Linked DNA regions of Mus musculus: region 2 is linked to region 1. The links are chromatin contacts, found by POLR2A ChIA-PET in ENCODE. All regions are on one chromosome and are shown on one strand. Each heading gives the region's core, a stretch centred on a gene start or an enhancer-like site at or near the end of the contact. The rest is flanking DNA. Distances are from core to core; before and after follow the strand shown.

Evidence for each region. ChIA-PET counts read pairs that join two places held with the same protein, here RNA polymerase II (POLR2A).
Region 2: POLR2A ChIA-PET joins it to region 1 with 27 read pairs in Patski. The contact joins the promoter of Snap47 here to the promoter of Wnt9a in region 1. POLR2A ChIA-PET finds 5 or more read pairs at or near these places in 2 of 5 experiments (Patski and embryonic stem cell).

The regions. Positions count from the first base shown.
Region 1 is chr11:59,305,097-59,310,049 of GRCm38, forward strand. It overlaps Wnt9a (wingless-type MMTV integration site family, member 9A), which reads left to right and starts at 1,834. Exons shown (of 4, transcript NM_139298.2): 1 at 1,834-1,971. The coding sequence starts at 1,877.
Region 2 is chr11:59,447,248-59,451,688 of GRCm38, forward strand. It overlaps Snap47 (synaptosomal-associated protein, 47), which reads right to left and starts at 2,787. Exons shown (of 5, transcript NM_144521.3): 1 at 2,668-2,787. Jmjd4 (jumonji domain containing 4) reads left to right here and starts at 2,798. Exons shown (of 6, transcript NM_178659.6): 1 at 2,798-3,265; 2 at 3,428-3,593. The coding sequence starts at 2,998.

The sequences.
Region 1 (4,953 bases), core at 584-3,083:
GCCTGCAGTGCCTGGCGACACTCGTTTACAATCTCACACATCATTTTTCTTGGAAGCAATCTCGTGCCTTTAAATATGTCATCGCTCAGCGTCTCCCGTCTCCTGCTTCTTCCTAGGAGCGGGAGCCAGGCCTCCAGGTGGAAGTCTCCCTGATGCTGCTCCCCACCCCCCCAACACACACACCACCCCCATGCTGCCATGGCTGGAGCTGCCTTCTGGGTTCATTTTGATGCAGAAGCACCATTGGATGGCGATGTGGGGTGTAGGTGGGTTCCCAGCAATGGGGAGCGATACGAGTCCCCCTGACCGTGTAGTTAAATGGGCCTCTGATGGGGAAACCAAGGCTCGGAGAGGAAGTGATGGGCTCTCCCGACCCCTCACTCAGCCACACACCCACCACATATGGAAGCTTTTCAGTCAGGACAGGGTATATTCACTTGGGTGGTCCACACCCACAGGAGTAACCTGCTTGGCTCTGACCAGTGCGGAGGCTGATGTGATTTTTTTTTTTTCACTCATTTCCTCCTCTGCTTTCCTTTGGAGCCGTGACAGGTGGCTGAGCAGTTGCTGTGCACGGCTAGACAACTCAGCCTCCCAGAGGAGCTCAAAACCCTCAGACTTGGAGGTCTCCCATCCAGAATCAGCCCCTCTAAGTTGAGAAGGCGGTGGCTGGTAAGGAGGTTTGCCTTCCAGGGTGTGGAGCTTGCCCCTGTAAGCCCAGGTCAGGGAGGCACGCTAGTGTTGGAGGTCCCTGGGTTTTGTTAGCTTGGCTCTGGTGTGTGTGTGTGTGTGTGTGTCACTGTCTTGCACAGAAAGTGCGTCTCCAGCACGGAAGGTTGACACGCGGTGGGCATGTGTCAGGATCCAATCACTCGGTCCTATTCTCCAGCACTTTGAATGGTCCCTGAATAAGCCGCCCCTCCCCCAATGTCAGGGGACTCTTAAGCAGTCTATTGGGTGCCCTGGGCAATTGTGTTTCTCTGCGTGTTAGTTAAGGTTTGACTTATAGACAATTCAGTCCACGAAGATGAGTCACAGCTCTGGGCTTTCACACAGACCAGTCACCATCCTGGCCAGCGGTCCCCTTCATCTTCCACCCTGTTTGGGGTATGAGGTCCCTGAGTGTCAGTGATATCTGCAGCTAGTAGTCCAGAAGTCCCTGAGGACCATATTGTCCCATCCTCAGGTCCAAGTCGGCCACAGCACCGGCTCTGCAGAAATGCCTTTTTGGTCTCCCTTGGAGAGGTCGCCTTTCCATTCCTCCAGCTACAGCACCCCAACTTTCAGCAGTGGCTCCCTCTTGGCAACATTGGCCCGCGAGTGGATTCGCGTCCCCCCACGCTCCCGCTCTGTAATCCAGTGGCTAACGTCGCTCCCAAGCCACCCAGTCACTATCCCCTCAAGCACAGTCGTCCAAGTTTCTCGGCTCTTGGATGTCTTTCCCGGCGGCCAACACCCGGTCCCTAACTGTCAGGAGACACCCCGGAGCTCGCACTTGTGTCCTGGCTGCAGACACCTAGCCCCGGGGTCTAACCCTGCTCTGTCTCTCAGTCCCGCCCCATCGCTCCTTCTGGCTCCGTTACTCGACCGGGGTTCCCACCGCGCCACGTGCCCAGCCCTCCCCACAGCGCGCCCCAGGCCCGCCCCGCGAGCCGAGCAGCTCGGCGGCCGCGGCGGCGGCGGCGGGCGCGCAGCTCGGATTTCGGCCCGCCCCCGGCGCCGGCGTGACCCCTCCTCCGGGGCGCGGGCGGGCCGAGCCCAGCTGGCCGGCGCCCCGCCCCGCGGCCGCGGCTGCGGACGCTATAAGAGGGCGGCGGTCGCGGCGCGCCCTGCGCGGAGCCCGGAGCGCGATGGTCTGCCGCCGCGGCGCGGCAAGATGCTGGATGGGTCCCTTCTGGCGCGCTGGCTGGCCGCGGCCTTCGGGCTGACGCTGCTGCTCGCCGCGCTGCGCCCTTCGGCCGCCTACTTCGGGTAGGTGCCCGCGGCGGGCGGCCGCGCGAGGGCGGGCGAGGGCGGCGGGGCCGGACGGGGGCATCGAGCCCGGGGTAGCACTCGCCAGGTGCTCGGCGGGGTACACGGGTGGCTTGGAGTCGTTAGTTGGCAGCGAGCGCGCCTCTCGGTCCGCAGGTCGTTGCCCGCCGTGCGCCCTAGAGGTAGAGGGGCCGGTGTCCCCGACGGGCTTGCGCGGGGCCGCGGTCCACGGTGACTCCCGAGTCGCCGCCGCCGCCTTAGGCCGCGGTGTTCCTGCCAAAAGGCTGGAGCCTCCCTGGCCCCTGCCCACTACCCCCCTTCTCTCCTGGAAAAGTTAATTTAACAACAACAAAAAAACACGTACAAAATCCAGATGTTCCTTGCACTGAGCCCCAAAGGGGAGAAAAAAAACCCTCCAAGCTGGAGAAATTTATTTTTCTTGCGCTTTTTTCTGGCGCTCGCCCGAGCCTGGCCCCGACCTCGGCCCTCGGGAACACGTCTGGGAGACCTGACCCCGGGGGGTAAACGCCGCCGCTGTCCCGCGGGGTCGCCGCCCGCACTCGCCTGTCTATGCGTTAGCAGTTTTGCCGCGTTCTTGGGCGCGTCTCTTCACCTTTGGTTCCTTTCGTCCCTCCCTCTCTACTCGCTTTCCCAGGTTTGGGATGCCTGAACCCAGCGATCTTTAGAGGGACACCCACTGCACTTTGAGTTCTCCAAGGTCCTGGGTGGCACCACGCATGGCAGCGCCCCAGCTTTCTCTGCCCTCCCTGCTTATCACCCTTCTTTCCCCCTCTGGGAGACCTGGGTTAGCCCCTCGGGTCGCAACCCTGGTCCTGGGTGATCTGGACTGCGTCTTGGGCCGCCGCCCTTCGCCGGTCACCTGTTCCCTCGCCCCTGGCTTCAGTGGCCGCTCGCAGCGGTGTGGCCGGCAGAGGGCCCCGTTGGTCTAGGAATCTGGCACCCGCCAGGGCAGGGAGAGGCGGCTGGGCTGAGGAACCCTGCAGGTGTATCCTGTTCTCAAAGAAAATAAAATATTTTCATGGGAAATTTTCCCTTTGTGTTTTTCTTTCTCCTCCTTTCTCCTCCGTCTGTCCATTTCTTCTGGGTTGTCTTCCAGGGTCAGTTCCATGTCTCGGTTCCCAGGGTCTCCCCACCCTGGCTCCCCTGGTCCGACCCCTGGGCCTTGGCCTGGCACGCCCCTGCACGCCATCTGTGCAGCCCTAAGCCTCACCCGCGGGCAAGAGGGAGGGCTGAGGATGGCCGTCTGGCCACAGGTCCGCGGTGAGTCACAGCAGCCCATCAGCCAGCTGTGCCTTCCTCTCTTCTGGCCCAGTCAGGCATCTGACACGCCCTGGGCTTGCGTGAGCGGCCACTTTGCTCCTTCTGGGATCTCTGCTGCTGGCCTTGTGGCCCTGGGATTCAGAACCTACAGGTGATGGGGTTAGAATCCTGGTGGCTGTAATGCCTCCCATCCATCCCTCTCTCTCACCCTCGCTTAGCTGGCTTGATACTTTGCATCTTGGGAAAATTCTCTAGCTTGGCGCCTGAAGGGGTGTTGGAACTCCCGGTTCCGTGGCAGGGTTTAAGTACAGGTCAGCTGGCTCCCAAGCAGATACCGAAGACAATACTGATGTATTGCTATGGCTTGGGTCAGCCTCTACTTAGCTCTCTGTTGCAGAGGACCCATTAAGGAAAGCTGACCATGCCTTTGAGCGCTCCTCTCCTGCAGCTGCCCATTAGATCCACTGTCTGGGCTTGGCGGAAAGACCCCAAAGATGGGCAGAGTGGGTACCTGTTGAACCAAGAGTCAGAGGAGGCCTGGGAGGATAGGCTAGTTGATCTGGGTCTCTCTGGAATTGATTTCTGAGGAGTATGTATGTATGTATGTATGTATATGTTAGGGGCACAAGATGTATCCTGGGCTATTCTGTGTCCAGCGGTCCCACCCCTTCCCCAGCCAAGGGAGGAGATGAGTCTGGAAACCCTGAAAGGCCTGGCAGGGCTGGAGCTGGAGTGGGAGCCTGAGGGTGCGCCTGTGAAAATGTGGTGTGCTCAAGTGTCCCTTCCCAGCCCAACTGGAGAGGGAGTCGGGAGAAGGAGCTGGAATCTGGGGCTCTCCTCTCCCTTCCCCCTCTCCAAAGCTCTGCCTGGCACGGAGGCTCCCAGGCAGGAACACGGCTCCAGTTACAGCCCAGGAACCCAGAGAGGAGAGGCTGGCCCCGGGGAGGGTCACGTGGCTACAGGAGCCCTCCCCACCCCCTCCCAGAGCTGCAACCCAACCCTACAGCTTTGGCTGCCCTTCCCTTCCAGAGGCCTCTGGCCACCCTGCTGCTGGACCCCTCTAGGCTGGCCACCAGCCATGGGGAAGGGGCTCCGCTCTCTTCCCTTGGCTCCGCTTTTTCATCCCAGTCCCCTCTGCAGATCAGCAGGTGGCAATTCCATTAGTTTCTCTCAGAGCTGCTGCCTGCTCCATGCCTGTGTTCCTGGGGCCAGCCGGAGGTCACGTGTGGGTTGGGGGACAGAGACACAGAACCTCTGGAGGTTTCCCTCGACCCCTGCCCCTCCCTGGGAATTGGCGGGTGAGAGGATTGCTGTGAGCAACAGGCCTGTGACTCTGTTTCCCTGCTAGGTTGCAGAGGCCCCAGACTAAGTGGAGGTAAGGGGTCAAGAATTGTGAGCTAGCTCTCCAGCACTCTCCAGCAAGGGCCTTTGGGAGCTTGACGGGCTTTTACCTTGTTTTGTTTTTTAAACTAGGGAGGCACATTGTAAACCTTAAGACTGGCTTTCTTTCATTCCTAGGTTTTGGCCATATGCATCCAGTTTCTCCCAGGGAATGCCTGTGTGTCCCCTTCTGAAAGGCACCATAGACACTTGGGGCTACTATAGACTGGGCCTGAGTGGTATCAGAGCTTACCAAAGCCCTCTTTTTTTGTTATTGAATATAACTCCCATCCCGAGAAACTCCCCAGCTCCGCGGTTTGG
Region 2 (4,441 bases), core at 1,537-4,036, 140 kb after region 1:
CACTACCAACCACAGCACTCCAGACCTGAGAGCTTTCCCAATGCAACTCAACATGTGCACCAAAGGGCACCTGCCCAGAATCGCGTCTCGTGCACACTGCATGGACACCCAGTGTACACACAGTGAATGGGCCCTCCAGAGATGCTCTGTTCCTGAATTCTCTGTGTGGTATCTGCCTTTGTAAGGTTATAACTTGCCTTCACCAGGACAGGTACAGAGTAGTTAGCCCTGAGAGGACCCTGTGTGAGAGAGACACAATTACTGTGGGAAGTCATGTCAGGCAACCCCTGGGTGTCAAGCAAATTCACATAAATGACGTTCTTGGGGAATAGGCCCACGTCACTGTGACTCCTAACACACTGGGATTGGCATAATGGGTCTCTTTCAGCATTTCCACCACACATGTGCCCTTGAGTAAAACTCAATAGCAAGTAAACAGCCTATTTTTAGTTAATTTCCAAAGTAACAGAAGACGCAACATTTTGCACACCTTCCCATTACAAGGCTGAGTGGGAGAACAGTGGGGCAGTGTGTCCGAGCGGGGGCGGCAAGACTGGCTTTTTCCATTACCTGCCCTCCTGCTCTGTAGCAGACCCTCTTTCCACTCCCTCAGAAGTTCCCATCCCCACCCTGGGAGGCTCAGGCATGCTGTCTGAGGATGTTTCGAGCAAACACCACAGCCTTGCTGCAGGGTATGCTCTAGAAATTCAGAGAGAGAAATGAGACTGTGCAGTGTTTCCACCTCCCCTCCCCTCCCCAGGGTGCCAATTCCAATCCTTTCCTGTTTTCTTCTGGGGTGGCTCTGCCCAGGATGCGCAGTTTCCATAGGTCTGTGTGGGCTGGGGATGTGCATCACCAGCACTTCCCAGCTGGAGGTAGGAGAGGCAACTTCATGGGCACACACCTGGGTTTCGGGCCTCTCGCCAGGCCTCACATAATCGGCTCTGTTACTAACACCCAGAGGCCAGCTATCATGTGAAGACCAGGATTACAGCACTAACTACACAGGGCACAAGGGCTCATGTTCCCATTACAGTGCCACAGGCTACGCTGCCCCAGAGCTCTTGAGAGCATATATACCTACCTGCTGGCCCTGACCTCTTTCTTGCTCGTGGACAATGGTCTTAGATACTCAAGCAAAGAAGTAATTCCTAACTGGGTTTCATACTTTCCCAGAAAACAAAACAAACTACATATTTTACCTCTACTCTCATGTCCTAGTCAGTACAGGATTCTGGGACCCTAAAAGGGTCCTTATCAGTGAACACCAGAGGAAGAATGTCCTTAATTCAGTTCAGCTCTGACAAATGTCTGCCTCAAGATCATATTAGGTCCCAAGGGTGGGGTTCTGTCTCCCAAGATGTCCCTACATTGGTGCAGATGCAAGCCCAGGTTGTAGTACCACTCTGATGGCCAGCACCTAGAAAGCAGGGTTCCAGAGGTCCTCCTTGGTTTGGAGTTCCCCTAGAAGCTCGTATTACTCAGAAAACCACCAACTTCTAAGAAGAACCAGCCCTCACCTCCCTAAGCACATAGGATCCTCTGAATGGGTCTTCTAGGGATGCTGTGGACATGACTGATGAGACACTGACCACTGATGACCCACTCAACCTTTAGCCCTAGAAGCTGAGGGCTGGGTTCAAAGTCCCCACCCTCTGATCCTACTCAGGTCTTTCAGTGAGCCATTCCATCTGGAATCTACCCTACTGGCTGTTGGATGGTGTTGGACTCATTAGCATGCAAAATGGCATTTATCAACTCAACCTGTCCAGGAATTTTAAGAATTGTAGGCCAATTGTAGGAGGAGATTTTAAAAAATCTAAAATGGTGTTTCCAAATATAACATGCTGCCAATGCAGGAAAAGAGGGAAGAGAGGGAGGGGGTAACAGGGATAAAATGTATAAACACATGCATACCTGGAAAAAACTGGCTCAATACCAGAGTTAGTGATTACACGTGAATGGAATTCTGGGTGCGTTGGGGTTTTATTGTTGTTGTTATTGTAACCTGGCTTTTTTTCTTTTGGAGCTAAGTCATGATTTGTGGTTCATTTTGGCTTAGAACCTCGGAACCTTTCCGTTTCAGCATCCCCAATACTGGGATTATAGGCGTGCACCACGAGTCCTGGCATCGATGTTTCTCGTCACTTGAATTTCTCTATGAGCTGTCATCTCTACCATGACCTAGCCGCAACACAGCTCCAGACAAGCGTCACGATAAAGGCCACAACAGGCGAGTTTGGCCAAACAACCCTCCTCCGCCTCGTTTCTATCCTTCCCCTCTTCCCAATGCATACATACCTCTCTACCTGAACCTCAGCATCTCCCCCCCCCCGCCCCCCAAAAAAGCTCATTTTCTCCTTTTAATTTTTCCTCGTTCTATTTCTAAGGAAACATCACAATCCTTTAAAAGGTTCCTCCACAATCTATCCAAGACACTCGGGAACATCACCCCCACCCCCCACCCCGCCGCCCAACCCCGCCGCCCCACCCCCACCCGCCGCCCCACCCCCACCCCGCCGCCCCACCCCCCGCGGATCCTGACCGCCCGCTCTGCGCCCCAGCATCCTCTCAGGACCCAGTCATCCTTTGAGGTTTGAGACTGATGTTCATCTCCTGTGTCGGTGGCGGGCTCCGGTACTGGCTAGCTGCGCGGTAGCAGCTCACCTGAGGCAAGAGGAGCACGCAGAAGACGCAATGGCACGCTCCACTGGACCACCAGACAGAGACGCCAGCAGCTGGGGAGCAGGTCAGCCACTCGGCGAGCGCTTGTACGCCTGCGCGAGAGGGCGGGGCCGCGTAGGCGCGCACGCGCACACCCTGGGAGCCCCAAGGCCCGCGTTCCTGCTGGAATGTCGCACCTGTGGCTTTTCGTTCCGGGCTCTTTCTCTGTGGTTACCACTCCGAGCTGATTTTAGGGGGTTTCTCAGCCTCCGGTCCCTATTTGGGGTGTAGCGAGAAGCCGGACTGGGCCTCTGGGGTCAGGTTTCCCGGTGGATGGATCGGGAGACACGCACCTTTGCCGAGCGGTACTACCGGGACCTCCGAGACCCAGTCCCTAGCGGCGGTGGCGGCCCCACACCCAGCGGCGTGACCTTCATTCAGACCCCGAACGCCTTCTCCTATGCTGACTTCGTGAAGGGCTTCCTGCTGCCTAACCTGCCCTGCGTGTTTTCTAGCGCCTTCACCGAGGGCTGGGGCAGCAGGCGGCGCTGGGTGACCTCGGAGGGAAAGCCTGACTTCGAGTATCTGCAGCAGAAGTATGGTAGGAGGGCGCAGACGGGAGGTATAGACCCCGGCATGGGAGGGCGGCCGGGGCCGGACAGACTAGTGGAGTCTGGATAATTCGGCCAGAGGGTGGCCGGACCCCAAGATGGTGAACTACGTGTATGACTCTGCCATTTCTGTGCTGACTCTCTCGCTGCAGGAGACGCGGTTGTACCGGTTGCCAACTGTGGAGTGCGAGAATACAATTCAAACCCCAAGGAGCACATGTCCTTCCGCGACTATATCAGTTACTGGAAGGACTACATCCAAGGGAGTTACTCCTCTTCGCGGGGCTGCCTCTACCTCAAGGACTGGCATCTGTGCAGGTAATAAGACAGGACGGCGCATGGCCATTGGGCACTTACCCTAAGCAGCTAGTGCAGCCAGTCCAGGTGGAGCACGCCCACTGCACTCAGAGGGGCTACCTCTACAGCAGAGTTCTAATGTGTATCACAGAACTGATGCGAAGATGTGGGGAGATCAACATAGCGAGCCAGGTAGACTATTATGGGGAAGGTAAGTCTTTCGTACATCTTGTATGGGTACAGGCGGCCTGGTGTCTCCTTCCTCTTCTGTATTTTTGAGCTGGTATCTCAGATCCTCTGGGGCTGTCCTCTCTGCAACCCCACTGAGAGGACGCTTGTTCCTTCTACGATTGCTCTGGGGATTCTTGCCATCCCCTGGGCCATTCTAAGCTCTCTAAAGGGACAAGTGACCTTTCCGCAACCACTCTTGTCCCACTTTGGAAACCCCTTTACTCTTTAAAGACACATTCAATACTCTCCCTTATCAGCTTCCACTTTTCTCACACAGCATCTTGTGACAGCTTTACTTAGGAGATTTTTGACGTCTTGCTGGAGCAAGAATGCATTGCAGTCAGTAGAAACTACTTCAAAATTTGAATTATGGTGTCTTCCCAGGCTAGCTATATATGGTCTGTTCATCTCCCACCCTTCTCTCTCAATGATGGACAGGGTCAAGAAGCCATAACCTCCATCTAAACCCCCGGATCTACTAAAATGATCACACCTTTACAGTGTGCTCTGTTGCTGTGCTAAGCTACGGTAGTCATGCACTTAGGCACACTGTTGTGTTTTCCTTTTGGAACTGGGAATGCTAAGGTTGTGAGCATATAAACACATACTGTTAGTATGTTTTGACATTTATGGTATTT